2 separate regions of the Mus musculus genome follow, and region 2 is linked to region 1. A link is a loop called in an ENCODE intact Hi-C map of the cell type or tissue named here. Cell type or tissue: heart. All regions are shown on one strand. Links, peaks and the distances in the headings refer to the core of each region. The heading gives the core; the rest is flanking DNA.

What was found. Peaks named below come from ENCODE experiments on the same cell type or tissue, not always from the same donor. Only the 100,000 strongest peaks of a DNase experiment are listed, where the experiment ranks them.
Region 2: it touches region 1 in a loop (2.1-fold over the local background); 4 of 42 quality-filtered maps call a loop at or near these places.

Annotation. Positions count from the first base shown.
Region 1 is chr2:33,310,235-33,325,824 of GRCm38, reverse strand. It overlaps Ralgps1 (Ral GEF with PH domain and SH3 binding motif 1), which reads left to right. Exons shown (of 20, transcript NM_175211.5): 4 at 1,122-1,172. Among named protein-coding and RNA genes, the nearest start is that of Ralgps1, 53 kb to the left of the region's middle. In heart, for the core only: a CTCF peak has its summit at 9,027; DNase peaks (open chromatin) are centred at 8,374, 9,114, 9,922, 10,384 and 1 weaker place; H3K27ac peaks cover 3,656 bases.
Region 2 is chr2:33,227,278-33,242,867 of GRCm38, reverse strand. The region is part of intron 8 of Ralgps1 (Ral GEF with PH domain and SH3 binding motif 1); the gene reads left to right. It overlaps Angptl2 (angiopoietin-like 2), which reads right to left. Exons shown (of 5, transcript NM_011923.4): 2 at 13,836-14,693; 3 at 475-668. The coding sequence starts at 14,652. Among named protein-coding and RNA genes, the nearest start is that of Angptl2, 19 kb to the right of the region's middle. In heart, for the core only: a CTCF peak has its summit at 7,850 (motif pointing right); a DNase peak (open chromatin) is centred at 7,813; H3K27ac peaks cover 3,061 bases.

The sequences.
Region 1 (15,590 bases), core at 4,035-12,034:
AGGGTTACATCAGACACAGAGACTCTCCCAGCAAAGGAAGCAGTCAGCAGGGTAAAGGACTGCCCCCAGGATGAGAGAAAACACTTGCAAACTATACATTCTACAAGAGGTTAGTATCCAGACTGCATAAGGATCTTCAGAAAGCTCACTAGCAAAAAACGCAAATGAAACCAAAATAAACAGAGAGATGACAGGATTCATGACTGAGCAGTAGACCTGGTGGGCTTGCCCAGAGAAGGCATGGAGGAGGCCATGGAATGTGGAAGGATGCCCAGAAGTCATCAGAAAAAGGCAGCTCATATCCATGAGAGCTCATTAACTCCAGGAAAATGTCTGCTGCCACCAAGTTGAGACAGCAGCCACTGCTGAGGAGGCAGAGAAATCTCTGTGTGTGCTGTAACCGGGCATGCTCCTTAGTGGGGCTGTTACAGACAACAATGAAGTCGTTTCTCAGAAAACCAGAAAACTGCTCTTTGTTACAGCAGCCCAGCATTGGCTATATCTCTAAAGTCAGAAAAGTCTATACTTCTGCTTGTTGAAGCCCTGTCTGCAATATCAAGATATGGAAACAAATGGAGTGGATACACCATTCGTGTATAAAATAGGGCACACACACACACACACACACACACACACACACACACACACACACACACACAGTGGGTTATTATTAAACCATAAAAAAAAAGAATGAAATCTTGTCAGTTGAGACAACACAGGTGGAACCAGAGAGTATTCTGTTAGGTGAAGCAAGCAGGCTTAGAAAGACATGTGCCACATGCTCTCTCTTGTATGTTGCATATATGGAAAGGTGGCTTCCTGGAGTGAGGGAGTCTGGGAAGAGAGATGGGGTAGAGAGGGACTGATCTGTGGAGAAAGAAGCCCCAGCCTGTGTTATGCAGAGGGTAAGCTCTTACTGCAGAGAGATTGGGAGGACTTTGTGTGTTTTATCATGAAGAAATGATGATGTATCCAAGAAGACATATATCTAAGCTGATTTAAATGCCACCCACTGTACACGATTGTTCAGCCATTGTATGGTACCCCACGAATAACTAAAACTTCTGTTTTTCAAGTATTAGTTTACAAGCCTCTAACCCTGTATTCCTATTCTCTTGTAGAGTCAGATCACATTGATGGACATCCCCGTGTTCAAAGCCATCCAGCCAGAGGTCTGTACCATGATGTAATCCCACTGGGGCTCAGACTGGGGAGGGTAATCTGATGAAGTCTCACAGATACCTGTGCCCGTTTTGAGTCGGGATTTGGGTTCAGGTGAGAAAGTCCCATCTGGCCCAGTCTGGCAGGGCAGAGCGGCTGCTGCCTCAGTCTGTGCTGTGCAGCCTGCCTCCTTGTCCCAGGCTCAGGAGGGCTGTTAGGTCTGGAGCTTTCTGAGCTTTCTCTGTGCCGATGTTACACCCTGGTGGCTGCCTTGCTTCTGTTTTTGAAACTAGTTGCCACAGCAAACCTCACATGTTTATATTAAGAGCATATGTGCAGTTTTAGAAGCGATGAGGGGAAGAGTCATTCGGGGTCTTTAGAAGTGAGGGGGATGAATGACATCCTCTAGTTGGTGAAGAGGCTTTAGTTATTTTACCCAGAGTTCCTTTTCTTTGCTAGCAAGTAACACAAACCCTTTTCAGAAAGCCAAACTGAGACAAGAACCTTCCCACAGTGTCTACACACAGGGAAAGCTACTGGGTGTGAGTGTCCCTTCCATTACTTCTACTTCCTGTCTTCCTCCCTCTCCTGTCTGCATGTGTGGTGGCCTCATGTGACCTCCCCAAGGGATCCACATTTACAGCTTCCCACACTGACAACATAGTTCTTTCTCTAGCCCAGTGCTGTCATGTGGCCAGTGCGCAGTCAGCTGTGGCCAAGGGGTCAGGATGAGCAGACACTGCTGATATGCCTGGCCGTGGGTGAGCTGCAGGTGGGGAGACAGCCAGGAGAGCCCTGTCCCCTCTCCAGCAGTGTGCTGAGAGCACACTTAATCTTTTTTTTCCTCAGAACAGGTTTATTGACCATAATGAAGTTCTATATACAAAGTGACCTAAACCTTAGTGACAAATGCTATAATTCCAGGATGTATGTGTTTAAAGCAGGAAGACCATACATTTGAAGTCAGCCTGGGCTACATAGTTATAGGCCATGATGGGCTGTGATCCTGGACTACAGTGACTGTCACCAAAGAGCAGAGTGACAAAAGCCCAAACAATGCTCCTCTCTAACTGATGTCTTGGTAACTGTCTGTCATACAAATAAGGGAGTCCACATTGGACATTAACTGAATGGCCTATTTCTGGAACTTTAATAGTTTTACAAATGAGCTGAGACAGGCATGACTGAATCCCGGTGAGAGGCCACTGGAGAGCTGGCATCAGATGTCAAGAGGCCATTTTGTGCACAGTCACTGTGATGCCATCATGTTTCTGGATCATAATGTTCTCATTATCTGATTCTAAACATACCGCAGGGATGTCGGTGGGGTCAGAGGTTAGCTTAGCTGCCTGCTGGGCTAGAACACATATCACTCCAGCATGCTCATCGGACAGGGTACCACGGCAGCCCAGATTAAGTCCTTGTGAATCTGTGCATAGGACTCCAACAATGGAGTTCATGCCGCTGTCCCATTCCAGCTCCCCTGTCAGGAGCCCAGGACCGGCCACACGCACTACTCACGTGTCCTCCAAATGCTCACACTTATCTTTATAGTGACTGCCACTTTCAATGGAGCCAGAGTGCCTAGCCCTCCAGCCCAGGAGAATCCATACTGCTGGCTGGTTGTACAGTAACAGTGGCTATGTTAGTTGGGCCTTACACGCTGGGGCTTAGCTATGCATGCTGTTTTCATGGTGATGCTGCCTTTTCCTGTCTCAATTCTACTGTGGAACAGCTCACTGTTTCTAGGTAACAGTTCTCTGCCTCCGGGAGCTTTGCTGCCTTCAGTCATATGATGGTTGCCTTCATTCTCAACTGAGTCTCTCTAGATCTCTGTCTTTTTTCCCCCTCAGTTTTTTGAGATATCTTATGGTCTTAACATATCTCAGACTACCCTTGAACTTTCTGTGTAGCCAAGGATGACCTTGAACCCCTGATCACCCTGCTTTTGGCTCCTGAGTGCTAGGATTTCAGGTGTGAGGCTAGTTCTGATTATATTCTCAAAGCTTTGATTTGGAGACCCTTAGATGTCTGCAGATTTGTTCTGCAACCTGACTATCAAACATGATGACTCAGTCTGTCAGGTGGCCCTCGCTGTCCAGGTGTGACTGGGAGGCAAATCAGGCAGCAGGGTGTCTGCCACTCCAAAGACTCATCAACAAGGGCCAGGCAGAACCCTTCTCTGGGGTACTGTACTGTAGCATGGAGGGAGCCTTGCCAGGTGACATCTTAAGTTTGTACCCAGACATTAAAGTGCATTCATTTTCCTTTAAAATTTTATCTTGGAGGTCTAAGTCTCAGAGTCACCAGGACAGCTGTCAAAGCATGGGATTCCCGGACTACCACTCTGGGACTTGATGAATCTGCACCTCTGGGTTGGGCCTGGAACCCAGTTGGTACTAAGCTGACTGTCAGAGAGTGAAGAGCCAGAGTCAACTGCTATGAATTATTTAGAGCCACCTAGGCTTGAACTGCTAGGGTCTATGACGTTACCCCCAAAATGGAGGACATTTCTCATTGTCAAACCATGGTTGGAAGGACCTGGGAGCCGCCCCACTTCTTTGCTGCTGTTGTTATTGTTAGTGGACTGAAAACTGGAACTTTTCCTTTTGGGATGCCTGCCGTGTAGTAGTAGGACCACCCCAGGGTGGAAGGAAACCAGTGGCAGTGGCTTTGTGAAACCCCAAGGCCTTTCAAGGGTGTTGACCTTGATGACTCTTGAGTTCAGCCCCACATAGATAAAATATGCAGCCAACACTTGACTCAGGCCTGTCTGCCTGCCTACTACTACTGCAGAGGAAGTATATGAGAGGCACAGAGGCTTCGGTCCTGGAAGGCTGAACCATCAAAGCTTTAGGATCTGTGGTGCATGCTGGGCATTGTGCTCAGTGATCATTTAACTCTCAGCTTCCCGTGGGACAAGTCCACTTACAGTGATGTGAGTGCAGGAGCTAATTGTCCAGTGAACAAGTGATGGGAGCTGTGTATATACCCTTGGAGCTAGCATCACTGTATGTTTGTGTGTCTGTATGCATGTATGTATGTGTGTAGGTGTGTAGGTATGTGTCTATGTATGTACCTGTGTAGTATGTGTATGTATGTATGTATGTATGTGTGTATATGTATGTATGTATGTATGTATGCATGTATCTGTGTATGTGTATATATGTGTGTATGTATGTATGTATGTATGTGTATCTGACAGTGATAATGATGCCAGTGATTTTGGTGTGTGTGTGTGTGTGTTCTGTTTGTTTTTGGTAAGCAGTCCCTTGGGATGAGTTTGTAGGTGTTTATACTTCCTTAGTGTTTCTATCAGTTTTGCTCACACTCCTTTGCTGCATAACATGTCCTGTCCTTGACTGACAGATGATGTCAGCATTGGCCCTGAAACCTTTTAACATGACTCCACTGGTGTTGACTGCTTCATGCATTTTGACCCAGTAAGGTGCTTAGAGTTGTGTCAGCTTTGGTGCTGAGGCCTGCGTCAGGCCTTCTTGTGGCTGTGAGCCTCTTTTGTTGAGATGGTGTTTGGATGCCAATCTACATGGAAGAGGGTAATGCTGGAAGTGCCCTTGCTTTTATGTATGGAGCCTGGGTGGAACTATTTTCTAAGAGAAAAGCTTCGACTTCATAGCTAGTGTAGTTGTTCCCTCAGGGCCTCTCCTAGGCCTTGGTGCCACCTTGACCCTGGGACTGAGCTTTGCTTGTGAGAATGAGCAGGAGCAGTTGTGTGGATGCTGAGCTGAGGTGGCAAGAGGCTTGGCAAACTCCCACCAGCTTCCTCTCAGCCTCCTGACACATCCACTCTCCAGGATGCACCAGCTGCTGCTTGTGTCAGTCTTAGTCCCCAGTGAAAACACTTCGGATAACCTGCACTGAGCCAGAGGACCCAACCCATCATCAGCTAAGCCACATAGCTCTGCAGACCCTGGAACATGATGGCACGTTCCATTCCCGGTCTGTGACTGAGGAGTGGTGGTATAATCCCCTCAGGGCTGAGTGCATTCTTTACATGCCATTGTCATTTCTTAGAGGGTGAGTCACTCTTCCCAGCTCTTACCTGTCCTTATCCTGATGTTCCCTAAGGATCTTGATTTTCTTGTATTTTATTTGACAATGGCAGTTTTAGTTCCTAACAATACTGGTTACTTTTCCTGCGTTGTTCTAACTCGTGCCTGTGCACTCACATATGTATGTGCATGCACACTGGGTGGAGGTGGGCTGGGTGCTTTAAAATAGCAAGGCCATTATTGTCACTACCTGGCCGACTGCAGGTTCAAGTTTCCCACTTTGTGGTTCTGTTTGCAGTGTTCCCTTTCTTCTGGTTGTCTCTCCCTCCTTCCTCTCACACCTCTTGATGGGTTGGGCCTTCCATCTTTTCTTTGCCTCTAAGGTTTTCAGAAGAAGGTGGTCACAGGCAGCTGGTTTTTGGAGGTCTGTACTCCAAGAGGCCCTGGTGTAATCTCAGTACCTGGAGTAGCAGCTGCTCAGGGGATCTGTCCTGAGTGGAGAAGGGCCAATACCCAGTGAGGGCAAGCATCTTGGCACAGTGTTTTCTGACTGACTCAGGACAGGACAGCTCAGGAGCAGTGTCTACTGGGTGCGCAGTGGTCACTTTTCCCAAAGAAAAAAAGAGGGGTTTTGCCTGGTGGGCTCAGCCTTTTGGAGATTTGAATTCAGTGGCTCCCACAGCTGGGGCTGGAATGTAGCACTAGGACTTGTGCTCTTCTCTGTGGGGTAACCACAGCGCCTCATCCCAGGACTCAGGAGGACTGGCAGAGTATAAGGAATGTGGAGGTCACAAGCATGGGACACGATTGTGCTGATCCCTGCTAAATAAGTGACCAGTTTTATAAAGAGCTGGCAACTTAACGTACATGTAATTCTGTGGCATTCTGCTTATAGCTAGGCTGCTGTTGGACCTGGATAACTGGGTGACAGCTCTGGTTAGACTCCTGCCTGCCAGGGCTCGGGTGACGCTACCTCATGAAGGGCTTTGTTTGAGGGTCCTGGTGGCTGCATCCTGCTTGACCTGGCATGTTTTGGCATAGCATTTTGTGTCCACAGTATTCCCTACCAAGTCTGTCATACTCACAGAACGGAGGCTCCTACAGCTCCTCAGAGGCACCAGACCCCAGCATGGTGGATCTCTGTTCTCAAACTGAGCTGGAAATGGACATGGCCTTGGCTGTACTTAGCCCATGACCCTATCAGAGTTGAGCTACTGCTTAATAACTATATATAACATCTGTCAGAGCTGGGATGGGTGTGGCTGCTCTCATCCCAGCTAAGATGCTGGACTCCTTACTCATTATCTTATAGTTTCCTTGTGCATGGGAGATGTGATTTTGTTTTGTTTTGTTTTGAACTCACAGCAGCTACCCAGTGTCAGTCATTTGTGGTTATTGCTGCTGCTCAGTCTGAGCTGGCTCTGTGTGTTGTGGATGGGAGGTCTTCACTGCAGGATTATTCAGCAAAACCTAGTCAGGAGCAACACCCTGGAGGGTACAGCAGAGTGGCTATGCATCTATGCCGAGCCCTTGGGACTGGTGTCCAGATGCCAGCCAGCCTAGGAGGAACTTGTAACAGGAGGAGCCTTGAACATAGAGGAGTGGGAAAGGGACTGTATCTCATTGGTGAGGCAGGGATGAAAGGAGAGTTTGTGTTAGTTCCCACCGCTGTGACCGTCTGACTAACATAAGTCTGGGAGGAAGAGCTTATTTTGGTTCACGGTTTACCAGTGGCAGCCAGGCATGGCAGCATGGGGCGTGAGGCAGCTGGCCTCGTGGTGCCTACAGTCAGGAAAAGAGTGGTGAGCAGTCAGGCTCTGCTCTCTTTCTCCTTCTCGTTCAGTGCTGGATCCCAGCCATGGGCTGCTACTGCTGGCCATGTTTAGGGACAACTTCAGTTAACAACTTTAAAAGTGCCCTCAGAGACTTGCCCAGAGGGTTGTCATCTGATGACTCGAGACCCTGTTGAGTTGAGGATATTAACCATCGTGACCTGAAAAAGGAGTTTCACGTGGAGTGAAGACAGATGGTGTGTTGGCGGCTTTCAGTGCTGCTCTGCCTGGTATTCTGGGGATTTCTTTCCACCCTCTGCTCTTCCAGGGCATCATTAAAGGATGCTGGCTATAGACAAGAGTTTCCCAGAAGTCTGTTGTTCTGTCACCAGCTGAAGTTGGGACAGACCCAAGTGGCTGAGTGTCCAGCAAATTCAGCAAGATGCAAAGCTTCTCCGGGTGCCCTTGGTCTTCACAGTTTCTGGCCACCTCTCCCCATGGTGCCCCTTCCCCACAGTCAGATCTCCCAGTAGTTAGACCCACCTTTACTCAGTCATACATCAGTCCACTGTGCCAAGACACCACCACTTGAGAGACAAGGATGGCAGGAACTCCAGCATGAGACAGACATGCAAATAAAAGCGGACAAGAAGTACAAGGTCACAGGGCACCGGAGGGTTGGGGAAAACATGCAGTGAGCATGGTATGGGTGGGTGAATGAGAGAGCCAAGAAGGCCAGCAGCCCAGACCACTGCAGAAGCAGAATGTCACAGCTCCCATGTGTCTGAGCGCTAGCTGCACAAGTTGGTTATCACAGAAAGTGTGTTCAGGCTCTACAAGATCAGGGCTACAGCTTCAGGGACAAGGACTGATAGTGAGGACCACAGTAAAGGAATGGCAAGAAAAGAGCCTCGAAGCCTAGGTCTAGAGACTCAGTAGCACACACAGAGCCAAACACAGGGCCTCTGGGTATCTTCAGGGAGCAAGAGCCTATGAAAGGGGCTGGACTGGGCAGGTAGATTCTCTGGCTCTGAGTTGGGCATTGTTAGGCATGTTAGGGCAGGGAGCCTTAGGTGGACTCAGCTCCAGAGTTTGAGCTTAGCGCTGAAGGATATTTATTTATTTATTTATTTATTTATTTATTTATTTTTGAGGCAGGGTTTCTCTGTATAGCCCTGGCTGTCCTGAAACTCACTCTGTAGACCAGGCTGGCCTCGAACTCAGAAATCCGCCTGCCTCTGCCTCCCTTGTGCTGGGATTAAAGGTGTGCGCCACCACGCCCGATAAGGATTTTTAAAAGGAGAAAGCTTCCCCCACCCTGCCCCTTTTAGCTGTCTACTCCGAGGTAGACCTCTCTGGAGTGGTGAGGGTGGTCAGAGGATTCTGCAGGACTATAGATCTGGAGAGTGGTGGTGAGAATGGCAAGTCTGGTGAGGGCTGCTTCCAGCTGCTGTGAGTGCAGGGCAAGCAGAGAAGAGGACCAGGGCCTGAGGTAGTGGAACGGATCCTAGAGTAGGATGATCCTAGCACAGCTCGGGACTTTGCCTGTGGGGGGGTGAGGTTAAAAGGATCAGAGGTCCAGGCAGCATGGAGACTGAGAAGGTAGACGTGGGGATGGAGGAGCACTGCGTGTGGGTGATGGCTGTGCTGTGGGGCAGGGGCTGAGGTGGGGTTGAAGACAAAGGCCCTTAGATGAGGGTCTGAGGGCAAGAAGGGGAAAGTGAAGTTGTACCAAAAGGCAAGAGAGCAGGCAGCACTGTGGACGAACCCACAACCAGGGGAAAAAAGTGAGTTTGGCCTGTAACCTAGGAAGGTGAGACCCAGAGTGGACAGCCACCTTCCCTGGGTGCCAGGCATTAGGTCTGAAGAGATGCTCAGCATCTTCCTGCCTCACTGTCTGCAGCCTTAGAGAGGACTGCCTCTGGACAGGGAAGAGGTGGGGCATTGAGAACAAATGTTTGAGGCAGAGGGCCATTGTGTAAGGAATTATTTCAGCCTCCCTTCATGTGGAGCTGGAGACTTGACTGCCATCTGTGGGACACTTGCTGCTATGTACATAGGCTGGACTGCAGGAGCCCAGGGCTCAGTGCAGGCCCACAGTTCCCCAGCAGGGGTGCACTGGGGCTCGGGGAGACACTGCTGTATGGGTCGGGAGCTGACCCTCTGGCCTATTGTCTGGCTGTGCTGCCTCCTCTGAAGACATGGACATTCCAGAGAGCCGAGATCAATGTTGGATGGGGGACAAACCCTGCGTGTCCTCGATTCCCTTTGGCTCTGGGAGAGGGGGGAGAGCTGCCAGCAGGCAGTCGCCTGTGGTGAGGAGCGAGGTTTCACTGACATCATTGAAAGCCCTCTCTTGGGTCAAGTTCTGGGCAGTGTGCACAGAAAAAAGCAAAGCCGCGGTCACTTCTTTCATGGATGGCAAAGCCCTCGGCAGCCCTGGCTCCTATTTTTCCTTTGGAGCCAGAGACCTGTTTCTCTGACCATCTTCCTGACTTGCCTAGAGCCTTCCCTCCTCTTTTCTACTCAGGAGGCAGTCCATACTCCTTCAGCATCCCATGGGGTCTGTAATAGCTAGCCTACCTTGCTAGTTCTCCTTCATGTCCCCTCCCATTTTACTTCCTGCAGGCTGCCCCCTCCACCTGGAGTGTCCAGATGCCTCAGAAGATGGGGTGCAGTTGTGCAGCTAGAGCTTCAGGGTTCTGTGACTTCCTTTAACCCACTCCTGTAGACACCTTTGCCTCTAGTAGTCATTTGACTAGTCTGCTGGTTAAAGCCTCCTTCCTAGATTATAACCGCAGGACTCTTCCCCCATCTCCTGGGACCTACTGCGGTGCCCAGTGTTGTTTGCTGACTGTATTTAGGGGGAGACTGTTGTGATGAGTCCCTTCCTACCTGCTGTCTGTGCAGTGCTGCTTCCCTCTGTTCAAACTAAAGAATGAGGTATCAGCACCATGCACTTGTCATCCAGTGAGAAGAGGGGGGCTCCTAGCACAGGGCTCATCAGAGTGGATGCCAGCAAGCGCTGAAGGCCTCCCTCTGCTGCTGCTGCTCTTCATTTACAGCTGTCATTTGTTCTTTGGTCTCTAGTTTTTTTCCTGTCTAGTGACTCTTGTCACACTGAAAACACAGTAGAAAAGGGTCCTCTTCAGCTGAGGCATGGTGGACACAGGAGTCAGGTCTGGCTGTAGACCTGGCCAGCAGCACATCAGAATTAATGCACTTTGGAACTTTGAGACTCATTTTTTCTCTTTTCTTGAGCATGGATATGACATGAGTACTGGTGAGAAACCAAATTTCCTTTTAAGTGAATTAATAACCTGACACTAAACAGAGGCCTTGCTCACAACACAGAACAGAGCCTCACAGAGCAGCTGTTTTCACCCACAGGCTGTCTGGGCTCTGGCTTTAGGAGCAACAGCTTGATCTCAGGCAGGGTAATGGGGGAGGGAGTGGCAAGCCCTGCTGGTGAGATCTGTGAGGAATCTGGCTCTGCTGTTCTCTAGCTGGGAGGCCTAACTAAGGCCAGTGCCTTTTCCTCTTGCTGTCTTCCTTTCCTTATCTGTAAAATAGCTGGGAGGGGCCTTCAAGGTGGCTCAGAGAGTAAAGGCTTTTGCTGTGCCAGGAGCCCGGTGACCCGAGTTTGAGTCCCAGAACACATAAAGGTGGATGAAGACTCCAACTCCACAGAGCTGTCCTCTGTGATCTTCATGAGTATGCTGTGGTCCATGTTCCCCCTCACCCTCTCCCCCCAGAGAGAGAGAGAGAGAGAGAGAGAGAGAGAGAGATCAGGAGAGGAGAGGTGGTGGACTGTGTCTCATAGTATGGGTACAGGTGATTGTGTAGGCAGAGGACCTACAACTCATTTCTTCATCTGAGAGAGGAGACAAGTGCTGCAGTAAATCTCCTCCCAAATATGCCCCGGCAATGAAAACACAACACAGTTAATATGAATACATGCTGTGTGCCTAGATTGGGCAGATCTACCACTACACTACCATCTTCCACAGCTTATGAGACCCCTTAGAACTTTCGGTTTCTCCAGGTCGTGTGCTTCTGCTCCGCTTTTCTTCCTCCTCCTCTGCATCCTCTCCCTCTTCCATTTTCTTCTTCTTCTCTTTCCCACCTTCTGCTCCACCTCCCCTTTATCTGCCCAATCTTCAGCTCTCCTTTATATTACAAATTAAGGTGGGCAGCAGGTTTATAGGAAATCACCTGAGTGCTGACTCATTCCTTGTTCACAACCACTCACAGGAGAACGGAATTAACATCAAATATGATTGGCCCCTGGGCTATCCACAACAGACAAGAATAGAATGAGACAATCCCCAGCACCACTGTCGGATGAGAGGTGTATCCCAAAGCATGCCTGTCAGTATGATCAAGTACTTAAGCACCCAGAGGAGAAAAAGGCTGTTACAAGCCACCTGGCCCCTTTGAGTCTGCATTTTTCTGCTTGCAGAATGGGATGCTGACATGGTGAATAATTCAAAAGACTGGACCTGAGACTGAATGATGTAATTTTTCAGTTTCATTGAGGCACAGTCGGTAAATAACAAACTAAGCTCGGCAAAGGCAATGAGTTGCGTTTTGATGACAGTGTATGCATGGGAAACACCCCTTGTCAGTGACCCTCACTCTAGCCCCCTTCCCCTCTCCGTTCCCTGACTTTTATCCTTAACATTCTGCTGTTTTGAATTTTTGACTATTCTAGTTTTTTTTTTTTTTTTTTTTTTTTTTTAAAAGGAATGTATTTAATTGAGTTTATGATTTCAGAGTAGTGGCAAACATTGTGGTGGAGCAAAGGCATGATGACAAAAACCACTGAGAGTTCAAGCAGGAAGCAGAGAGAGAGAGAGAGAGGGAGGGAGGGAGGGAGGGAGGGAGGAATAGGGAGAGAGGTAAGGAGAGAGAGAGAGGGAGAGAGGAATAGGGAGACTATTCTAGTTTTTTGCATTTCTATGTGAATTTCAGAAATATTTGTTTATGTTTTGCAGCAAACGCCTGCTAGGATTTTAACTATATTTGCTTTGAGTCCATAGATGGATCTGGAAAGAATCAAATCTTAATGATGTTGAGTCACTTGGACCATGAACATTTATGTTCTAGTTTCATCTCTTTTCCTGGAACAAATACCATGATAAAAAAGGAACTCAGGAGGAAAGGGTTTTCTTCAGCTCACAAGTCACCAACCATTCTTAAAGGAAGTCTAGGCAGGAACTTGGAGCAGAAACCATTGGTGAATGTAGCTTGCTGGCTTGCTCAAGGTTCATGCTTAGCTAGCTTTTTTTAATACAGTTCAGGACCAACTGCGTAGGGATGGTGCCGCCCATAGTGTCTTGGACTTGATTACATTGGTTAGTAATTGAGACACTTCCCTGCAAGAACACTATGATTACCAAAATAAATGATGGAAGATGTAAGCACATGGAGACACGTGGTGCCTTGGTTAGCTTTAATTGTCAGTTTCTCAGAGTCTAGAGTCCCATGATAGGAAGACTCCATTTGAGAAATTGCCTAGATCAGACTGACTTTTAAAAAAATATTAAGGGGGGGTGGGTATGGGGGACCTTTGGGATAGCATTGAAAATGTAAATGAGGAAAATACCTAATAAAAAAAATTAAAAAAAAAAGTTAAACCATGCTGGGCAGTAGTGGCGCACACCTTTAATCACAGCACTTGGGAGGCAGAGGCAGGCGGATTTCTGAGTTCAAGTCCACCAGTCTGGTCTACCGAGTGAGTTCCGGGACAACCAGGGCTATACAGAGTAACCCTGTCTCGAAAAACCCCAAAAAAAAAAAAAAAAAAAAAAAAAAAAAAATTAAACTAACCTTTTGTTTCTTGGTAAGTCCTGCTTGAGCATGGTATAGAATTCTTTTGGTAGATTATTAGATTTATTTCATTAAGTCTTTTTTTTTTAAGAATTTTTGTATCTATTCATGATAAGGTGTTTTGGTATTTTTATATCTATAAAATATATATAGTTTTGGTAACTCTAATATTTAATTTTTTATTTTAATTATTGGTGTGTGTGTGTGTGTGATATGTGTGTGAGGATACACTCATGCTATGGAATGCATTTGGAAGTCAGAAGGCAACTTTTGGGTGTCAGTTCTCTCGTTGTACTGTGGGTTCCAGGATTTGAACTCAGGTCATCAGGCCTGTGCAGCAAGTGCTTTAATCCATGGAGCTACCTCACTGTGTCAGTATAATGTTGGTCTCCTTCGTAGCAGAAGCTGGGATGAAAGAACTTATAGAAAACTATTGTGACTTCTTGCTTAAATGTTTTACAGATTTCACTCCAGAACCACTTGGGCATAAGTATTTCATTAACTTTTCCTTTAAATAAAGATTTATATTTCTGTATATGACACACTAGAAGAGGGCATCTGATCCCATTACAGATGGTTGTGAGCCACCATGTTATTGCTGAGAATTGAACTCAGGATCTCTGGAAGAGCAGCCAGTGCTCTTAACAGCTGAGCCATCTCTCCAGCCCAATTTTTCCTTTTAAATAGAATTTATTTTTAAGAAACTGAGGCTGTAATCCTGTAGAGACTTGATGCCCCAGGGTGGGGGCACCTCTCAGAGGCAAAGGAGAGGGGAAATGGAGAAAGAACTCTGTGAGGGGACCTTGAAGGGGAGCACCATTTGGGATGTAAATAAATAAAATAATAGTAATAATAAAGGAAGCTGGGGCTGGAGAATGGCTCAGCTGTTAAGAGCATTGGCTGTTTTTCCAGAAGACCTGGGTTCAATTCTCAGTATCCGCGTGGCAGTTTACAACCATTTATAGCTACTGTACTCGGGTGGGTGGGGGGGTATAATGTCCTCTTCTGACTTCTGAGGGTACTGCATGCATGTTGTGCATGGACGTACATTCAGACAATCATACACATAAAATCTCAAACTTTGTATTCTTTTAAGTTTCCAGTTCGCAGAAAAACTGAGCACAAAGTCCATATAGTTCCTACTTGGTAGCCTACCCCCAACTGTTGCAGCATATGAGTTAGAATCAACTAACCAGTCCCGACACATCAGCGTCCACTGTGAGAAGTGTGTGGCAGCACTCTGCATGCTACTCTCCCTCTCTCCTGCACTAACTGATCCCTTTAGAGTGGCAGAGTTTCACCTCTTCAGGACAGCTTTAACCCAGGTACTCACACCTCTGTCTCCTGATACCAGTGCTCATTCTCTTCTTAGTGCTTAGTCCTCTATGTCTGGCTGTACTGTACCATAGTTTCGCCCTTACATCTTGTTCCCACCCAGTCTGGACAACTGTGAAGGAAGATCTTAGGAATATTCATCTGCAGGCTTTTGTGTGCACATGAGATTTTTAACTCCTTTGGACAAACGCCATGGAGGGTGATTTCTGCATTGTTCAAGAAAGGGTTTAAAAAGAAATAAAAATATTTTTAAATGATTTATTTATTTTATTTTATGCATATTAGTGTTTTGCTTGCATATATGTATGCACACCACGTGTGTACAGATGCCCTTAGGGGCCAGAAGAGGGCATTGGAGCCCCTGGAACTGGAGTGACAGGTGTTGCTGGGTTCTCTGTGGGTCCTTTGCCAGAGCAGCCAGTGCCCTTCACTGAGGGTCTCTAGCCTTGTCTGGAGGGGCTTAGCAGAGATCGCCCCTTGGGTACCTTCATTATGAGTTTTTCTCAGCCTCAACTTGGCACTGCTGTGCCCAAGTCCGTTCCTGTGGGTGCGTGTCAGCTGTTTGTGTCTTTGTCAGAACGCCACCTTGTCAAAGGCTGAAGCGGCGAATGGAAGTTCTCCTGATGAACTGCCCCCTCTCCGTGTCCGCACTCTGGAGCTGGCTGCTCTGTTGCCCCGTGGGCTCCTCAGCTCTCTGTGCTATTGGAGTTAGTGAGATCCAGTTTTCAGTCACTGGGACAGTGGCTTTGGGATACAGGCTTTATTTTCAATATGCTCTTTTGAGGAAATGTAGCTATTTTTTTCTCAGTTGATACCAACTTATGGTCCTACTCCTGAAGGGCTCACGATAGTACAAGATGCTGCCATGTGCCTGTGATGACAGCTTTCCTTGTCCTCCCTGTCACAGTGGCTAGCATCTCTCCCTTTTGAAAGGGATTTATGCAGGCGGTCCTGTCCTTAAGTTTGTGTTGATGTTGATCCTGGGTTGGTCGGAAGTACAGCAGCTCAGGTTACCTTTGGTTTGTACCCATCCCCAAATGCTTAGTGATAGAATTCTTGCCCCTGGTCACATGGCACTGGCACAGAGCAAGGACTACCCACCTCCCACAGACAGATAAGGAAGGGAGACCTTATTTTGTGACTAAGGAACTTAGCTTGGACAGGCTAGTGTCATAGTTTGATTTCTGATTCTGGGACAAAAGTATCGAGACCAAAGCAAAAGAGGGAAGAAGTGGTTTATTTCTTATTATACTTCCAGGTCACAGGAGGGAGGTCAGGGCAGACACTCCAATAGGACCTTGGAGGTCACTGCTTGCTAGCTTGCTCACAGGCTCATGCTTAGCTAGCTTTCTAAGCCAGGACGATCTGTCCAAGGGCCTGGGCCCTCACATCAGTGAACAGTTGAGACAGTCACCCACAGACATGCCCATGAGCCAATTTAATCTGGGTAAATTTTTTATTCGAGGCTTTCATCTGA
Region 2 (15,590 bases), core at 2,933-10,932, 82 kb after region 1:
TACCTCCCTCAAGGGCATAGTCAAGAGTTACAGTGCCTGACACAGGACATGTGTCCATTGACCTGAGCTGCTCATGCCCTCCTTACTGTCCCCTCTTGGTTCAGAGCAGGGTGGGAGGTGTGAGAGATCCCTTGCACTTGACTTACAAGGAGAAGCATTCCGTATCCTGGGCACTGGGAGGCCCAGAGAATAGACCTTGTAGTTAGGGCCCACTTATTGTCAGAGTTCCCTACGCGTGGCTTTTAGGGGGCTTCCCAGGCCCTGGAACCCTGCCACCTTCCCCTTCTGGACCTCAAGAGCAGAGCCACCTTACAGAGGCCCCAGCTGGGATAAGATCCTGTCTCTTCTCTGTCCTCTCCTGTACAGCAGACAAGGAGAGGCCTGGCCTTACCACTCAGATGGCTTTGCAGAGATGGTCCTGTCCTTGCTGTGCAGTCACCTTACAGGCAATGCATACAGGCCCAGTGGTCTCACCTTATAGGTCTCCCAGTTCCTGAAGAAGTTGACAGAGCCATCCAGGCGTCTCTGGATGACAGTCCAACCTCCAGGGTCATGTCTCTGGTCACACCACACCTGCATCAGGCGGTTGGTATTCTCAGGCTTCACCAGGTAGATGGAGCTGGTGCTGTGACCATCTTCCAGGGCTTGCAGGCAGTCTCTCCATGGACCTGTAGGCAAGTATGTGTATGTTACAACTGTTTGCTGCCAGGCTACATCTAGCTATGTTCTAGACAGGTATACACTCTAACAAGAGCTAAGGAACACATATTGACGGGGCAGATGTTTATTTTGTAACCTTGAGAAGTCATCTACTATAAAAGCAAGAGCTCAGGCCAAGAATCAGGAGGCCTGGACTCCAAGCCCCATTCTGCTCTCACTTCCTCTCGTGTCCATGAGGAGGCCGTTCTTCACTGCTCCTCCACCCTGCTTTTTTTTTTTTTTTTTTGTAGGTGAGTCATTGTTTTCCTCATTCAGAAGAACTATTAGAGTACAGATCATTTGGGTGGTTATTCTTTGAGTGACTTTTAAAAAAAATTATTTATTTTATGTATGTGAGTACACTGTAGCTGTCTTCAGACACACCAGAAGAGGGCATTGGATCCCATAATAGATGGTTGTGAGCCACCACATGGTTGCTAAGAATTGAACTCAGGACCTCTGGAAGAGTAGTCAGTTTTCTTAATCTTTGAGCCATCTCTCCATCCCCTCTTTGAGTGATTTTTAAAGAAGTCATTCCCATTGGTGCACTAAGTATGTGCCTAATGATCATGGCCACACTCTTCAGTGTCTTGTGGGCTCAGTGCTATGCTTTGCCAATCCAGTCTGTGGTTCTCCTTAGCAGGTGGCACCAAAACCACTCTAGGAGCCTGTAGATGCTATGTGTCTTTCAGCCCCTGACCCTGGCTCTCTGTCCTCTAGTAATGTCCTATGTTTTGAGTTTACTTGAGTTTACTTGAGTTATCAGGTCTAGTCAAGTTGGGGTCTTCCTCAGTGATTGGAGGAAACTTTTGGAGGTTTTTAAGACCTACCTAGTAGACTGCATAGTTTAAAATAATCATTATACTTTGCTGTGTGCTTTTCAGAACGCCTTTGAGACTGAGTCGTTAAGATGAAATGTTCTAGGACATGGGACTTGCTTCCTACTTTGTGTGTTCCTTCTATAAGTATCCAGTCGATGGCTGCAGTGGTGCACGCCAGTCATCCTAGCACTTGGAAGGTGGTGGCAAGAGGATTAGGAGCTCAAGGTCAGCCTCTGTAACGAAGTGAGTTCTAGGCCAGCCTTGGTAATAAGGTCCTGTCTCAGGAAACAAAGGTAAAAACAACAATAAAGCCAGCTATTTATTGAGTTCCATTCCCTAAAGGCTGCCCTAGGCCTGGGGAACCTAGGGCAGTGTAGGTTGTCTCTGGTGGCCAGACTCTACCAGCATTCTTAGCTAATTCTGGAGATCTTCTCTTTCTCTCTCCATGGGTGGGAAGGTAGCCCTCTGTGTCGGTTCATCCAGCTTTTCCTTCGAAGGCCTAGCTTTGCAGGTTCCTGGAGGCTAGCACTTTGGTTCAGCTAGCCTATTGGTTCAGCTAAAGCTTAGATTTGGGAAACTTACTGGGCCATGCAAGCAGTGTGGAGTGCCTATTGGGAACAGAAACCGTCTGCTTCTTTGTCCATCTCTGTGCCAGTTCAGCTGGATGCTGACTGTCAGTGTGCTGCTGTCTTCATTCTCTAGGTGCTTCCTACACCCTTGCCTTTCAAAGCTCTGCACACAGGACAAGCAGGTTCCCCAAGTGCCCAACCTGTGCTGAATGTAGGCACAAAGCACGCCTGCCCTCCTTCCCTCCCTCCCTCTCTCCCTTCTCTCCTTCCCTCCCTTCTTCTCTCCCCTCTTCCCTTCCCTCCTTCCTTCCTTCTTCCCTCCTTCCTCCCTCCCTCCCTTCCTCCCTTCTTCCCTTCTTTTCTTCCTCCCTTCCCTCCTTCCTTTCTTCCTTCCTTCCCTCTTCCCTCCCTTCCCCCCCTCCCTTCTTCCCGCCCTCTCTCCCCTCCTCTATCCCCTGATGTCACTTCCTGCTTTTGCTTTCCCCCAGTTTCTGTCCTGGGGAAGGGGAGAGGAGACCTTCAGGAGGAACATTTAAAAAGGAGAAAAAGGTTTTCATTATTTTTGGCCCAAGCTCCAGGGACTGAGACAGAATGAGAGTCTGTCCCTGACAGCTGGAGCAGAGCACCGGTGGCGTGGGAGGCCTCCCAGCTTTCCACCAGGTCAGCAGGACAGGGAGGCGCTTAGTGAGAGAGAACGCTGGGATGGAAGGCAGAAGGCATGGGACATAACAGAATAATGCCCACCAAAGCCAGCAGCCAGGCCTCTTCCTGCACAGCCACGCAGCTCCTGCAGTGGCTCCATGCTGAGGCTGTTCTTGAAGGGGGTACAATATAGGTAGGGTTTGGAGGCCACTGGAAAAGTGATAGGTTGGTCTCATAGTGACCAATCTATGCTGCCTTCCACAGTTCATTGTGGAATGCCTCTGGTATTCTTGAAAATGGGCTTTACTTTTTAAAAAATTTTATTTAGATTTTTTTTAGGATAAGTATTTTAGAATGATTTGAGGTCTTTAGTACTAAAATATTTTAAGCAGTGATAATTTTAGAAAGGCCTGGGGATGGCTCAGGAGGTAAAGAGCCTGCTGTCCAGCGTGAGGCCCTAATTCAGTCCCCAGACCCATTGCACAGCCTTGTGACAGTGTGCTCCCATGATCTCAGCGCTCCTACAGCAAGATACAAGATAGAGACAGGAGAGGCCCCTCAAGCTTGGGGACCAGCTAGCCTGGCATCCACAGTGACCTGGCACCCAAGAGAGACCTGTTTCGGGCAGTGTGTTAGCATGTCATCTGACTACCACATGCATGCCATGACACTCATATACCTGTACCCACACGTGTAAATACATATAAATATTATACACAGTACAAAAACACACAGAGATACAAAACAAATATCTCTCTCTCTCTCTCTCTCTCACACACACACACACATACATATACAATAAATAATTTATTGAAAGAAGAATGCAGGCTTGTACTGGTTTTGGACATGCTTCAGAGGGTAAGCAGACTCTTGAGGCCCAGGTGAGAATGCCTCACTCTGAGAAAGGCCTGTCTGCAGAAGTAGCAGCAATAACTTGGCATTGGAATCTTCACATGGCTTTTGCCGAGGCCCCAGTCTGTCACAGGCCTTGCTTAGGTATTTACACTGCTGATTCTTCCCATGCTCCTGGTAGGTAGTTGTAACTGCCTCATTTACAGATGAGGAGGTCTGAACCCACAGACCTTAGGGGACACCCCAGAGCTACATGGCCCTTGGAGGCAGAGTGGTCTAATACCTCAAATGATCTGTTTAGGAATGTGTTCACTCTGATGCACTGTTATTTCTCCCCAGCCAGTGTGGCCTTGAGAACAGAGGCCTGGCTCTGGTCTTGGCATACTGATGACTTTATCTGTCAGGTTGTTAAACCCCTTTATTTTTGTCTTTGTTGGTAATTCGGGTTTTGTCTTGTCTTATTTTGTCCCCCCTATGTTTACTTACTCTGTCCTTTGCCTATTTTGGTGTTTTATGATGTTGAAGTTTCCTCTGTGTGTATGTGGCAAATCTGGTCATTGTGTAAGGCCTTCTAGAATTGTGGAGTAGTTTGAAATGATGTAGAAGCATTCATGTTTCTGCCATCAGCTTCGTTAAATGGCTGAGGCTCTCTCGGAAGCCTCACAGATCGCCACACTCAAACACATCCCCTTTCTTAATGTAAGTGAGAGGCAAAATGATCAGTATAAACAGCAGGTGAAAGTCAGTTCGAATTTTAGATTGCATTGAGAACATGGTACCAACACCCTGCTGAGATGAGAAGCCTTTGTGTAAGAGGGATGGGGCAGGGACCAATCTGTGGGGCATATAAATAATGCAATGGGGATCCAACACTGTACCATATAAATAACTTGGGACGAATCTGTTAGCATTACCCTTGGATAATGCCACAAAGGGCCAAGCAGAGAATTCAACTTTTGGTAAAGATTCTGGGGCTGGAGTAGTATATGGTTGGAGAAAGACTACTGATACTTTGTTGGAGGTGCTGGGGTCAAATCTTGGTGGCTTTTCTTACTCACTGTGTAACTCTAGGCAGGTCCCTGCCTCAGTTTTACTGCTGTGACATAGGGAAAGAACACTAACCATCCTGCAGATCTCAGGTCAGGGGTTAGATTAAGTCTTTCTCCCCTTAGATGCAAGCAAGCTTGATATGTTGGAAGTGCTCAGCTCCTTCCTTGAGATACACATGCTGCTTGCTCTCGAAGTTCCAAAACTATGTATATATTATAATACACACATGCATGTCCACAGTGTGTGTGTGCGTGTGTGTATCTATTCATGTGTCTATGTCTATTAATAAGTATTTTCCACTAGGCACACTTTAGATGTCAGAATCAGTGGAGGCTACAGAGCTGCACTGCAGTAGAAAATGAGAATCTTTTTTGTTGAGTATAGCTGAGTGTTCAAAGTGCAGTGGGCAAAGCATCTTCTGGCACAGAGCGAGTGCACAGTGGTGTTTGCCTTGGCTCCCCTTCTGAGAGGTAGCTCTGCCCGCAGAACCAGGCCAACACTAACTCGGCAGCACCCAGGCTCACCTCTATAAAGACCATATTTACACCGTAGTCAGAATGTTCCACATGAAGAGCAGTTCGGCTACCATGGCAAGCAGATCTGTGTGGTTCCCTCGAGAGAGACAGCAGTGCAGGAAAGGCACAGGATTGAGGCCGAGGATGGGGGAGGGACACAAGATATGCAGCAAGCCTTAGGCCTTGGTACTCTGGGATCAGCCTTGGGAATTTTGAAATTATTTGGACTGGAGTAACTCAATTAATTTGGTTCTGGTTTCTCAGCAATCAGCTAGGGTTGATTGAAGGCAGCGGTCCACTTCGTGATCTCTCCTCTGGCATTTCTGATGGAGACATCACAGGTACAAGGCACAGAGCCTCCATGAAAAACAGGGAGCACTTCATTGGTTGTCTTCCTGGTAAAGGCAAGTTGAGCCTGGCAGCCAGGCTAGACTCAAGTGTACTATTATCTTGTGTGTCCTCTCTGAGACCTGAGGATGAGCAGCCTCGGCTGGATTGGCCCAGGCCCTGTAGCTGGTCCTGATGAGGCAGGGGCAACACTACATCAGCTCACCTGAAGGGCGAGGTAAGAAGCAGGGCTTCAGTGCTGGCCAGCAGGTGTGGCTCCTCTCCTCAGCCTCTGAGCCTCAGGGCGTGGTGGCCTTAGGCTGAATAGAGGGCTTTAATCCTCCTGTCTCCCTAGACATTAAGACACCTTCCTTGTGTGAGAACCCTGTCAGTTCTCATTAATGGTCTGTGCCCGTGAAATCTGTTTGCCAACAGAAAGGACTAGATGTAAAATTGGATCTGGAATGTCCTACTCAAATTTATCCATTTAATGCCAGGGCAAATGTACTTCGTAGGTGTGACCCACCCTGGCCAGTGGCAGGCCCCTGGGTGTCCTGAACAGGCAGGCCTGAAGTCAGACCCTGTAAAAGGACATAAGGAGCAATTTTATCTGATAATTCTTGAGTCTCACTTTTCAGTAAATTTGGCAAAAGTCTTGTCTATGTCAATGGCTACCTTTTGGTGAAGCAGAGTACAAGTAGTGGCCCAACTGCAGGACTCGTTTGCAGGTTGCCAAGTGTTGGCAGTGTGTGTGTGTTGTCTCTTCCTTGCGTGGGGATGTGCACAATCTTAGTCTGTCCTCAGCACTGAGGGCCTTGGGCAGAGAGCGAGCTTGGAGGGATTCATTATGATGTTTGAAACCTAAAACAAAATCTCACTGGCTCTCAGATGGGAAAAGAAAACTACGAAATAAAAATTCATTAGCCTGTGATTAAATGTCCACAAAGTGTATCAACCATCCATCGGGTTCACTGATTGGTAACTTTCACCTCCATAAAAGATGTTATTACTTTGAAACAATTTGTAGGTTAGATTTTTCTCACTTCCCAAGAATTCCTGAGCATGCCTGATGTTGCTGAGAAATCAGAGCCAACCATAAATTAATTGGGTTACTGCTGGCCAAATAATTTCAAAAGCAGAATTATTCAACTCCTTTCAAAATTGTTACAGTAAAACTTATATTGGCTGTGTGAGGCGAGGGGGCTTGAGTGCATCTGATACAGCTCCAGCTCTCCCAAGAGCTCTTAGGGCCCATGAAGGGCTTGCCGGGCCCCAGCCTGCCTGCCTGACCTCAAAATAAATACTACTGCTCTACTAAAGTGCTCAGTGTTAGTTGTTGCAGGCCGGGAAGCATGCGCCCACTCAGGTTTCCAGCAGGCAGCTAGGCAGGAGAAATGGGAGTTTTAAATGGCTTAGGAAAGGGGTGGGGCTGGGGGTGGAGCTCTGAGGCAGAGCTCTTGCTTGTCATTCTCTGGGCCCTGGGTTCAACCACCAACACCATAGGGGAAAAAAGAGAGAGAAAGAGAACAATGTTTAGGCTAGCAGGGTCCTGGAAACCTTACTGTGTAGAGCTGAGCAGCCCTCTGTGCTCCAGGGCTGGAGTCGAGCCTCCTTCCCTGGTGTTGCTGTTGGTAGCCTCCAGGGCTGCCTGGGTGAGGTAGGCACAGATCGGATGAAGGCTAAGTGCAGACACCACAGAAGAACTGATCAGACCCAGGACTCTCAGTCCACAAATGCTTAGCAAGTGGCTGGTGCTCCTGTGGTCAGCCAGTCTATGGACACTTTGAGAGGAAGGGAGCAGCTTCATTGCTCTTCTTAAGGAACCTCTGTTGGCTTTCCCTGTTACCTTTTTATCTCTCACATGCTCACAAGGCTCTCTTTAGCCTCTGGTCTGCCATTTTACTCTGGAGCTGGACCGCAAGCCACTTGGCATGTAATTTGTGGCATTTTGGCCTTTTTCTCTGTCTGCAACAGGACATTTGCCTAGCACTGAGCCTGGTCTTTATGGTTTCCTGACAGTTGCTGACCATGGCTGAGAGCAGATTTGCAGGGCTTCAGCCCTGCAGGGCCTTGTCACCTCTAGAAAGCCTTTCCCATCTCCAGGACGTCTTCATCCTGCCTAGGCTTCTCAAAAGCCTTTGTATATATTCCTGTTGGAGTATAGCATGAGCGTCTGCTCCACATCTCAGAGAGCCTGTCACCAGGTAACCAGACATCTGCCTCCTAGGCCATTTCACCTTTTCCTCAGAGCCCCAGATTCAAAGGCAGCTTGGGCTCAGAGATCTGGCACTGGTGCTGACAGCTGACTCTGGCACCAGACTCCTCCCTTCATTGTCTTGTTACCACGCATCAGGGTTGTGTGAGGTCTGTCCCCAGCAGATGGCAGTGGGCTCTTGTGGGAGCAGGCACCTCTCAGGGCAGTGAGTCTGTGGTAAGCAGACAGGTAAAAGTCCTTCCCCAGTCCACCTGCCACCTGTGCATCTTCACATGAGCGTAGTAAGTTATAGCTCTCTCAGCTCGAGAACCTGAAAAGCAGAGGCCTCCATGGCAGATGGTCATCTGTATCCAAAGCAAACCTTAAAACAAAATCATTTCTGTGGGAATGTCTGTAGCAGACCGTGTGCAGTGGAGGCCCTGAGTGTCAGAGTAGTACCACGTGCTGGCCGTTGGTGGTCTTTTAGAAACTACCCCTAAGAAAATCACATAGGCCACTCAATCTCAACATAAAAGGAAAAGAAATTAATTACTGTCTTTGTCATTTAAAATAGTATTTGATTTTTCCTATCAATTTATTCTGTGTATACAAAATCTTAAAATATTGTATCTAAAGAGGTCAGGATGACTTAAGAAGAGAGCACGGGTGACACATGTGCTTGGGGTCAGCACTCCATCTCCTCTGAGATTCAGGTTTTGCCAAGGCACTCTGGACCCAGTCACCCCTGGGACACTGAAGTTGATGGGCAGTCAGGAAGGAACCCTCTCTGTGACCCATGAGCAGGTCTCTCAGCCCTCCTTAACAAGTGTCTGCCATTTCCTTCATCATATGCCTTGGCCGGCAAGCTTAGTGAGCGTGATGGTTTAGATACCAGCGGGACAGTACTAGCTAGCTAGTTCTGCTTTCTCTTTTCAAAAAGGAATTTGGCAGCCTGCTGTGACTGTACTGTAGAGGCAACCAAGTAAATTCACCACAGTGATTGATCCATCTGTGTAGCTACAAGTTGGCCACCGAAGCCCAGTCTCCAGGATTTTCTCGAATACTTCTGGCTTGCCAAATGCCAAACTATTGGGATTCCCATGCCCTGAGATGCCAGATGTCTAACTTCTAACAGCCACAAAGTTGATAGTTTATCTCCTGCAAATAGCCAGGGCCTTTAGCCACTGTCATCCTTGGAACGAGGCCTGAGGGGTGGAGGGATAGCTATGAGCCACACTCAAAGGCCCTTTGTGATCAATTCCACAGACCTCTGGGGGTGGGGTTGCAAGGAAGATGGCCCCGGAACCGCCTGCCTCTAGTGGCTTTTGTTTAGGAAGAAACTAACAAGGAATGTTCTTTGAAATGTCGGCCGTAATGGGTTTTGGAAATCTTAACTCATTTAAGAAAACATTTTAGGAAAAAGCAAGTATAGTACAGGGGAAAACACACACAGTCCAGAGGTGGAGACCAGGTGGCCTTCCCCTCAGTCTCCATGGCCCCAAAGGCTAAGTCAAAGTCAGAGCTAGCCAGTACCCCTCACCTGCAGCATCACTCCCCGCTCTGCCACCTTGGGACCAGTACCTTTTCTCTATAGTGATGTAAACCGAGTCGGTTTTAAGACATGCTGCTGTGCTGGGCAGCCATTGTCTGCTGTTCGTAGTTCCTGTCTCAGGGCAAGTGAGATCAAAGCACGGGGACATCTACCTAGGAAGTCCTAGTGGTCAGCTTCTCCAAGCCACGACTCTAGAGGCCTAGGATGAGAGGGTGGTTTGCACATGTGCACTGTGTTGTCCCTGAAGCAGTATGGCCCTGAGAAGGCATCATAGCACGGAGAGTAAACATGTAAGGAGAACATGACCTATGGCCCAGCTGTCTATGAAAGGCTAACATATAACCCCAGGGGTTTGTCCAAACCTACAGGAGCTAATGGCTGGGTCTGCCTGAAGCTTCCAAAGACCTGTGGCCTGGTCATCAAGTATAAATCCTGGGTTTTGAGGACTAAGGAAGAGTGGCTTGTCGTGCCTGGCATGGCAGTAGCTGCTGTGTCTGTGTGGCACTGTAAGGTCCCCACAAACCCCCACATATACACACATGAAACTGACAGAAGCCAGGCTGGTAGTGGCCAGTGCTAAGTCACATATTTCCCACACAGTGCTCAAGGTGTTCCCTGGCCTGGGGACTGTATGATTGTGCCTGAGTAACTTTAAACCCTGAGGATCCTGGGAAATACAAGTGCAGTGACCCGAGTCTGCTCTGCACCAAGAGGCCATGTGACAGGGAGGCCACTCCAGGGACCAAGGTATTTTAGTAGTTCTGTTTCATGACATTGGGGCTCCTCATTTGTCCCTGGAGAAACTCACTAATCAGAAGAGGCAATACATAGATGTATCTGAGTCTTTTGGAGTTTTTATTGTTGTAGGTGGGTTTTTTTGTTTTCTGTTTTAACTTTTTTGAGGGAGGGTTTCTCTGTGTAGCCCTGGCTGTTCTGGAACTCGCTCTATACATCAGGCTGGCCTTACAGAATCCGCCAGCCTCTGCCTCCCAAGTGCTGGGATTAAAGGCATGCACCATCCCCCCATTGGCTGCCTATTGGTTTTTAAAGACATCTGTCTAGGAAAGCCATGCTGTACTCCTGGTAGCTGGCAGCACTATGCTTCTTAGCCATCTCCACAGTGGGCCTTGTGACAGACTGGCGTGTGACGGTAGCTGCCTGGGGTGAGGTCAGAGTTCATCTGCCCTTTCCTGTGCTCCTTAGAGAATGCCCGCTGAAGCTGTCCTCTAACAGCTGCAGGACCGCATCCCTGTTAGGACCTCTAACAGCAGAGGGCCATGGGTGGGCTATTGGCTCAGGCAGCACTGTAGGCACCATCCAAACCAAATATTCCCTGTGTGACCAGCCCCGAGTGAAGTGGAACTTATGTGTGATGCCAGGGAGACGAGGCTAGGACCTACCTGGATCCTTCATCTTAGCTGTTAGCAGGTACCTCCTGGCCACGGCCAGCATGTCACTGTCTGACTATGGCTGGGAGCAAGTCATGAGGCCAGCTTCAGATAAGGGGCTGTGGCTGTCTTGGCCTTCTGGAGAAGGGCATGCTGATTCCTGAGCAGCCACAACAATGGAACAAAGGACTGATGGCTCTGAACTTACTAGAGGGAAGCCAAAGGCTGTGGCGGCCTGAGTGCAAGGTGTTTGATTGTAAAGGAGTTTCTGGCTGAGTGGCGGCAGCAAGCCAAGGCTCTTGCAGGAGAACACAGAGGGGTTTTGTCTTTCAGGACCAGACCTGCCTGAGCTGGAAGAGGGCTGATAATCACTGTCTGCCCATTGGTTGGATCAAGGCAGACCATCTTCTTTTTCATCTCAGATCAGTCCAAACCCAGGAAAGGTAGGGCCTTTCCATTGCCACCCTCCTCCCTGCTCTGCCTGCCCTTGTGAGGTAGACATGCAGAGTAAGAGAGAGACATTAGAGTACACACAGGTCATCTCATGCTTGGTGAGTGAGCATGGATACTCACGGGGACTGCCTTAGGTATAGCAGACTACAGGTGCCACAGCCTGTCCTGGGTTATAAATAGCTGTACCGGGGCCATTTGAGAGGCTAGGAGAAGGGCTATGCCCTTGGGGCTTTCTACAGACCCACTTCCATCAGGTGTCCCTCCTCCCAGGTTCACCTGCTAAACTTAGAAAGCCTTCAAGATGCAGGACAGAAGTGTCATCTCTGAGCCATTCATGCTGTCCAGCAGGGCGTGGTCATGCTACCTTAGTGATGCCACAGTCCTTCATCTGCCTTCCTGGTGGACACAAGCACACTATATACACTGTTCTATATAGTGTCCAGACAATGCTCATTGTATTCTTGGTATTTTGATATGCTGGCTTCATAAATTCTCACAGTGTTCAAGAAATTTGGGTCCTTCCAGAGAAATCTTGTCAAACCTGCTCTGTGGAATTTGAGGAATAGACATGATTGGAGGCAGGACAGATTCCAGATACCTTCACACACCCGCCACCTCCCCTCACTGGGTTCCTGGGGACCAGGGACCAGAGTTTTCACCGAGTCAGAGGAGGGCACAGGCAGTATTGGCAACCCCTGGTGACATCATTGCACATTGTGTTTTCATGACATCGTCCCGAGAAGCTGTAACTCTGTTCCTGTCTCCTCACGTGAAGGAAGTTAAGGCTCAGAAGAGTTTAAAACAAAACAGAACAAACAAACAACTGTTGCACATTTGGTTTTGATCTCCGTGTGTAGAGAACCTCAAGGATGACCTTGAACTTCGGCTCCTCCTGCCTCTGCCTCCTGAGTTCTCAGATTACAGACACACGGCATCGCACCTCAGTGCAGACACTGCCAGCTGAGCTGCACTTCAGCTGACTTAAATAACTTTCTCCAGAGCAAATAGGGAGGAGGAGGGACGGGCACGGCAGATCCAGGTGTTTATCCCCATTTTGTTCCCGCTCAGGAAATGTCCTGAGATGGCTGAGTTAGAAACCAGAGATCCCAAGTTGAAAGGAGGCCTGGGTGACTGTGACACCAGCCTTCATGTGGTGCCCAAGGGCAGTGTCACTCTGGGTATTCTGTCGGAACACAGAACGCACTCCACCCTGCCTTTGACCTCTGCTGCAAACCAGGTGTGGGTGCAGATGGCACTCTTATTAGGCACTGGACACAGAGCTGAAGACAGACTCTTCATGCCAGTCTCCTTGTTTTAAGATGCAAAGACCGTGATCAAAGGAGGCTCAGTTTACTGTGGGCCAGTGCCACACACACATTCTGCATTATTTCATAATAGAACTGTCAGCTGGGAACAGACTGAAATAAAGCCTACCCATAGACTTAGATGAGGAGCCCAGGAACAGGGTGACTTGGCTCCTGTCCAGACCTCGCCAATAGAAGGAGGAGGATTTCGATCCAGGATGGTCAACTCTGCACACCTGCTCTCCACCCACACCTAGTCCAGGTCTTTCTTCTAAGGTGCTATGGCATATGCTGTGTCATGTGCCTGGCTCCTCCTGCCCCCACTGGCCTATCCATTCTTGATCTGCCCACTGGTCACCCTCATACACACAGGTTCAACTCAGTACTGGTTTATTTTTTAAAGTGTGAAATAGGTACAAAGGATCTTTTCAGTAAAAATCTCTCCCTGTCAACAAAGACATTGGTACCCCATGCATAGTTTTAGTTAACTTTTTCAGAGATTTAGCACAGGTGGAAAACAACACTGCCTAGATAAAGGAGAAGCCCAGCTCCTGGAACTGGGCCTCTGGAGAGGACTCTTCCGGCCTGCTCCCCTACCCTGACGATTTGCCAGAGCCTTCACACACCTGCCACCTCCCCACACTGGGTTCCTGGAGGCTAGGGACCAGAGTTTCCACTAAGTCAGAGGAGGGCACAGGCAGTATTGGCAACCCCTGGTGACATCATTGCACATTGTGTTTTCATGACATCGTCCCGAGAAGCTGTAACTCTGTTCCATGTGTCTGAAGCAGGGGCCCAGCTCTACCTGAGCATCTTCAGGCTGTGAACAGGTTAGTCATCCTGTCCCTAAGGAGCTGCAGGACTAGTCAAGTGACCCTCATGAAAATCCCAGTGTAGTATCTTGGTTACACTTCCCAGGGTGTGCTCCCAAGGACCCCATTCTTCTATTACGGTGTCTTGAGAGTCTCATGACATGTGTGCTGAGAGTGTAAGGAAGCCTTATTGAAAACTAGGCAGCACCTAACTGAAGGAAACTTCCATCCAGTGCCCTAGTCCCCGAGAAGCATTAACTTTGGACTTTATAGCACTCTCCCACTAGCCTAGCGTTTATCATGTGACATTTTCAGACAGTTAGCTCTGGGCTTACACAGGCATGAGAGCCCACAGGTGAGACACCTAGCCACTAAGACAGGGCAGGTGCAAAACCTCAGAGTATCCAGGACTGTATTCTCTCCCCTCAGAGACCAGAGCTGACACCCATACCTTCTAGCTTCTGGGTTCTACCTTCTACCACCTTATTGGAGCAATGCCATCCCTTGCTCCCATCAACCCAACTCCACTGGATCCAGCAGCCACCCCAGAGGATTGCCAGAGGATTATACAACTTTCTTGAGACTCACATGCCCACATGTACCCCCAGGCTGAGGGGCTCAGAGGCGCATGGGAGCTGGACTCCCCAAAGGACTTACCTGATGGCTTATCAGTGGAAGATGGGAGACTGGTAAGGGCAGGCATGGTGGGCAAGGAGGGCGGCAGCACCTTCAGATTCTGGTCACTCTGGATCTCATTGGTGGAAATCTGGTTGATGATGCGGTTGTAGGTGGGTGGTTGGTAGACCCGAGGTGGAGCTGCTGGGGGTGGCTGGGGCATAGGCCTGGCTGCAGGTACGCGTTGGCAGTGCTCTTCGAGCTGAGCAATGACCTCTGATTGGTTGTGTGCCAGCATAGCCAGGTGCTGGAACTTGTGCTCCAGGTCCTTGTACTTGCTAGCCAGCTGCAGCATGTCAGCTGTCTGGTTCAGGATCCTGTTCTCCAGCTGGGAGAGCTCCAGCGCATTGTCTCGCTTTCGAATGATCTCATGTAGAAGTTGCATGTACAGCTGCGTGACTCTCGAGTTCATGTTGCGGCTCTCCTTGCGCAGCAGCTTCACCTCGCTCACGATGCCTCCGTCTACCTCTACCAGCTGCTGCAGCGTCTCGATCTGCCGCTTCTGCTTAAGCAGCTCATTGTTGAGCAGCTCCAGCTCCTGCTTGTGCACACGGTTCTCCAGGTGCACCTCAGGCTCCTTGGAGTTGACACAAATGGCACCTGTGACCCGCTGCTGGGGCACAATGAAAGTGTAGGTGCACTTGTCGGGGGACTCACCTGCCCGCTTGTACCTGTTGAGGTAAATGTACTCTCTCTGTGAACCATCCTCTGTGCCCTCAACGTCAGCCTCTGGGCCTGTAGCAGCTCCGACCGTGGCCAGCAGTCCAAGCCACCAGTAGGTCATACACAGTGGCCTCATGGTCCTTGCAGTGTGCTGGTTGGTCTTTATGAACTGAAAGCCTAAGAGTGGAGAGATAAGGTCAGTGACAGCCCCATCTGCCAGTGGCTTGTGCAAGGTAGGACGTTCCCCAAATACACGTTGCGGACGCTATGTCCCACTCTCCTGGAGTCAGAGAGAATGATTGTTGTTGAAATATTAATAGATAGTGGGGCCCTGCAGAGGTAGAGAGGAAAAGGGATCTGCCATACCCAGAGCCCAAGAATTGGCTCTGTAAGGGCAGATGCAGGATCTCTCAGCCTCCCATCCCTACAATGTAGCATTGAGAAGACTTCAGCTAAATGAACGAGCTGCCGGACACAGAATGGCATGTGCTCACTTAGTAGTGGACAGTATCAGAAGACTGTGTCTCTGTTTTTCCTGAGCTACAAAGCCCCAAACAGGAATAATCTGACCTTGTCTAAACCCAAATTCTTGCGACAGCAAGTATATTCAGGGCCCTGATCATCGCAGAGTGATTAAGTTAGGCATGTCTCTGGCTTGTTTCCTGGACAATATATCCCTTCCCCATATGTTCCTCGGACATAAAGGTGTGCCAGGCAGTATGCTTACTCGATGTTGGGGGTATGGCTGCTCTCACAGGGCTTCCATGTCACCAGAGTTCCCAAGAACTGTAAGAAGGAACAGTCATGTGTCGTGAAAGGTTATGACAAGGCCCTGACCCAATAGAGAGGTCAGGAGCAACTTCCCTGAGAAAGTGACCTTTGTACTGACTCTTGAGGGATGAGCTAGATAGGCCAAGAGGGACATTAGGATGCGTGGCGTCCTTCCTCCAGGCCCCTGAAGGGCACCAGCAGTCTTCCCAGTCTGGTTTTCCTATACCCCTGCCATTGTCTCTCTGGAGCTCACGGCCTCTCTCCAGCTACTCTTCTATTTGTCTTCCTCTCTCTTTGGCAGAG